Linked DNA regions of Homo sapiens: region 1 is linked to region 2. A link is a loop called in an ENCODE intact Hi-C map of the cell type or tissue named here. Cell type or tissue: Caco-2. All regions are shown on one strand.

The links. Hi-C counts contacts between places; a loop is a spot of excess contacts. Peaks named below come from ENCODE experiments on the same cell type or tissue, not always from the same donor. Only the 100,000 strongest peaks of a DNase experiment are listed, where the experiment ranks them.
Region 1: it touches region 2 in a loop (12-fold over the local background); 4 of 110 quality-filtered maps call a loop at or near these places.

What each region holds. Positions count from the first base shown.
Region 1 is chr4:113,104,855-113,107,354 of GRCh38, reverse strand. The region is part of intron 1 of ANK2 (ankyrin 2); the gene reads right to left. MIR1243 (microRNA 1243) reads right to left here and starts at 492; the gene lies at 400-492. In Caco-2, a CTCF peak has its summit at 1,093 (motif pointing left); no DNase peak of the experiment used is centred here.
Region 2 is chr4:113,327,569-113,330,068 of GRCh38, reverse strand. All of the region lies in intron 26 of ANK2 (ankyrin 2), which reads right to left. Among named protein-coding and RNA genes, the nearest start is that of MIR8082, 180 kb to the right of the region's middle. In Caco-2, no CTCF peak of the experiment used is centred here; DNase peaks (open chromatin) are centred at 1,348 and 2,348.

The DNA.
Region 1 (2,500 bases), 220 kb after region 2:
ATCCCAGCTATTTGGGAGGCTGAGGCAGGAGAATCGTTTAAACCTGGGAGACTGAGGTTGCAGTGAGCCGTTATCACGCTACTGCACTCCAACCTGGGCAACAGAGCAAAACTTCGTCTCAAGAAAAAAAAAATCTAACACGCAACTTGGAACACTGTGGAATGAGTCTTAAAATCAGTGAGCATGTGTGCTTGAGAAAGTATTTAATATCCCTGATAGAAGTAGAGCTATTTATAGTCATTTTTGTTAATGGGCTTCATTATCAAAGATTTACACCAGGCCTTAATCAGAATAAAGGGACGCCTCACAAAAGCTTTGTTTCGAATGGAAAAACACAACAAAGAACAATCACCATTTGACACCAAGTATGCATAATTCCAAATGGAAGTCTCTGTAATAGGTTCTTTTAAAAATAGATTTATTACCAAAGCAAAGTAATAAATAGGCAGGAGATGGACCTTTATTTCACTCCTATAATTGATCCAGTTTTAGTTAAGGGCAGAAACTGGCCCAGTTACAGGAATAAAATAAAAGAGTACAGAGTCAACCAATCTGTCAGCTTGGCACACCTATGAAATATTGTGAAGAAAATTTGTCAGAATAAGCATCTTTCTCACTCATTAGATTGGAGATGAAATGTCACCTTTCCCAAACAAAACAAAACAAAAACAAACTAACAACACATACAACCACACGGTAGGAACTACAGTTACAATTGAAGACAAAATCCAGGAAGAGGAACTTCTATAACTTGGGCATCATTCTGCTTATATATTTTCCATGCGGTGTCAGCATTAAGGATTACGACTGATCCCAAAAAGAGCTGACTTTAAATGTGGGAGTGTATTTTTGGATAAATCAGAGTGGAGGGTTTCAATTATCCTCCACACCTCTCTGGGCCTTCTGGAGAGGCAGCTTGGAGGCCCTTCTCCAATTAAAGCAGAGAGTGTATCTCACTTCCACACTGTAAAACTCTATCTTAAGAAAAGGATCTGCTGCTTAAAACAATCTGAAAACCACTGAAATAACCCATCTGAATTTTTTTGTCATGTGTGTTCACAGAAACTAATGGAGTTTGGTAGCCCTCTGCTGGATGAAAGATATTAAATCCAGTTGCTCTGAAGTACTATTTGAGGATTTAAAAGTCTTCATAAGGTTTAGAGGGCTACTTTAACATTTGCTGTGTATATTTTTGTGTTTAGTGGATATTTTTCTGCTTTGCAGAAGAGAAGAAGACAATGTCCTTTCCGTCAAGCCATACCATATAATAGTAAGCTAGAATAACTGAATACAAATTATAAATTTAAATACTATATAATTTTTTGAGTAAAAATAGGAATTGACAGAAAGCTAGTAAAATTTAAGCATTAGCAAAATATTTATAAGTTAGCAGTTGCCACATCCCTCTCCCAAATCTCTAATGGGGTTAAGGATTTCTCTTAACTTCATTGTAGGTTAAATCAAAATATGTATAACGAATTTCTTTAAAGTTTGTTTATGCAGTCTCACACTGTACACTAGTACACATTAAGTTAAATCTAGTCTTACACACATTTGAGTAATACAATATGATCAGGTTTTTTGTTTAAGGTAAGAAAATTTCAAACATGATGGCAGAATTACCATAGACTATTCAGCTTTTAAGTTGGATGTACAAACACAGTTTGTGAAGCATGTCAGATCATGGAATAATACTCTACAGAAATTGTTTCACAAATGAACCTTCATGCCTATAGCTGACCCAAGTGGAAAATGATTTAATGTGTGTTTGACAGCAATAGTAAAATTAATGAGTCTTGAAATAGTTTCTTATAATCTTGGATCAATTTTTGGTTAATTTTATTCCATATAGCTAATCTTTTCAAAATCCCATCTTTCTATCGTAGCAATTAAAACTGTCTCTTACTTTCCACCTTCTCTTTTCTCTTGTTACCTGTCTGGCCTCTGTCACTGCTGCTTCCTAAATCAACTGATAAGGTCTTGCCTGGTCCACAGTCTCTTCAACTTTCCTATCCTCACCACTTGATACTGACTTCCAAATTTTGCTAAGGAATTAAGGAATTCTTTTACAATTCTCCAGAACACAGAACCAATTTACTTTTGCATCTCGGTTCAGATAAAAAAGTTTAAACTTTGATGTCTAATTATAATTCCAACCTAGGTTAATTATATGCCTAAGACTTCAGAAGGGCTACCTACTCATAAAATTTGCCTATGACCAACTGCTCATAATTTTACTAAATAGCCAAAATTCCTCTCCTCCTGAATTTCTATTCAGCTTTGCCTGTCTGCTAGGGCACCCCTGTCATGAACATTAGCCTCTCAATCTGATTGGATTCTCACCTATTTCCTGGAGTCATTTTCTAGGGTTACCACAACCATCAAGTATGCTGAATTGAGTTACATCCTGTTTCTGCTGCTCACTGTCCATAACTAGATACTTCCAGGAGGGCTCCCAAGATACTATACTATTACCTAAATTATGTTCTTCATTGTTACC
Region 2 (2,500 bases):
TGTTTTGTTGTTGTTCTAATTTTTATATTATTTTAATCTGTAAAGAATAATTCTAATTTTTGCTGACAATGGTGATGTTCAATATAAACTGTAAATTAAAAATAAGCCTAATTGATTTTGAAGGAAAATGGAATGAAATTACATAAAGAACAATTGACAAGTTTCCTTTTGTTATAAATGGAAAGACTTCTGCTTCCTTATGTGTACATCCTAAAAAATCTACATGTTGAAATAATACAAGGACAAAGCAGAGAGGAAAGACCAAATTGCAGTTTTTCTGCATCCTGTTCCAACATCATCTTACCCAGGATGTAGATTTTTAACTGATTATATTCTAAAGGAGGAGAAATGCAAAATAATTAAATCTTTTGAATTGAACTAATTTAATTTGCTGGTTAAAATGTACTTTTTAACTTATTGAGTAGGAATCTCTCTGCCATACCATTCTAATTGAAATGAACAGCAGGTGGATAGGGAACAAGTAGGCCCGCCCATACACCATTTTTGAAGTGAAATTTCAGGAGTGGGAAACCCTGGGCTCATGCTGCTGGAAGATATCTGTATCATCTGTATCATGATTTTTCTCAAATTGTAATAAATTGAATGTAAAAAATTATAGCTAATAATTTAGAAATGTTAACAGCATCCCTATTAATTTTTCTCCTTTTCTTCTAGGTTAATTGTTCATGAAAAAGGAGAACTATAATCCAAGATGACTTGGTTTCTTTAAGTGTACCAAGAGAACGGGTTTGTCTTAACTTTGAAGTTGTTTCCTTTGGGATGGTCTTAGCAGATCCTGATCCAGGTTAATTTGAATGCTTGTCATTTGGTTGGTATTAACACTCATTAAAGTCTCCCAGGCACTTACTGTGTCGAGGAGCAAAAATTAAACAACACAGCAATCTAAGTGTTGTGTATACGTATACAAAGACATACAAACTGTGTGTACTCTCTTTCACAAATTACATTAGTGTCTTTTCAAATTTTCATTGCATTTGCAAGATCTTTACACCAAAATGGGAAGAGGAAAGCAACATACAGGTGTATCATGTCTCTGCTTATAATCTGCTCAGCACAGAACCAACTGGATTTGTCCCACCTAGATATTGCCTCCACGACATTTAAAACATTTGAAAGGTATTTTATCAAAGTAAGTTATGGGATATAAACACAAAACATTTATGTTATTTTTAGATAAATGAAGAAAAATATCTTAGCATCTTCTTCAAAGCGGAACACAGAACTCATTAAACATGCTATTAAACAGAAATCCTGTTGCTAGTAATAAAAATGGGTGCGAAGGAGCCCAGAGTGCCTGTCTGAAGCATGTCATGCAGGATGAGACCACAAGAGGCAGCACAGGCCTTCCCACATGCAGGGGCCAGGCTAGACCTTCCATTCATACCTAGCCCGCTTAAAGTTTTCAGGAAGGAGTAAAAACTGGGAAGTACAATCAACAGTTCAGTACTGAAGTGTTGATGTTTCTGGTCTTTACCAAAACATAATGAGAAAATATTTGCCACTTTTCTTATTACTAGTCTTCCAGTATGAATTCTTTAAAATTTTTTTTATTTGACTTTTAAATGAACTATTTGTTGCTCAAAAGAATGAAAATACTGGTAACACTTCTAGACAGATGTAAAGTTTTCCTTTCCATTTTATTGTTCTTATTTGAGTAGGATACTTAGGTTGGTTTTTGTGAAAAAGTAGCAAAAAGTGACAAGTTTCAACTAGTGCTACTTCCAAATTCATTGCAATATTTTTGACTCACTGATAATTAAGATTAATATTTCCTTTGTTTTTTTTTTCATCTTTTGGTTGCTGCCTCCATTGGTGCACAGACAGGAACTCAAACTAGTAAGGAATTATTATAATACACCTGCTTAATGTTATCAATCCTCAGTACTATTTATACCTTTGAAGGCATTTAGTAAGTTTCCACGCTCATGTTGTGTGCTATAACCTCTCCACTACATTTATTCCAGTGATGGCTTATGGCCTATATAACATGGAGCCTCGATGGAAGAACATGTAGAGTATCTTCTGGTGGCCCATTCTCTAAAGAGTGAATTGAAGTAGCTAAGTTCCTGACTGTAACAATGTTTAAGTAACTACAGGTTAGATTACTTGCCCTGATTGTGTCATTGACTGTGTCTCTTGAAACTCTCTTTTTGTTCTCACTTGCTCTATAGTTCCGTTTCTATGCTCCTTTCAATGCAACATTTGTTACCCTCCTATTAAGTGTCAAGTGCCCTGCTAAGAACTGAGGATACAGAAAGTAAAGACATAGCAGCTGCTGCCACAAAGTACATGGTGTAAGCCCCAGATGTCACATGATGGTTTCGTCATTACTTGGAACTGCTTACTTTCCTGGTCACTGAGAAATGACTAAGTCCACACATAGGAGCCATAAAAGTGCCATAATAACAGTGAACATGTTCTCCATATTTCTTCCTGTGTCCTCTAGAGCCTGGCACAGTGTGGATGGAGCACTTAGCAG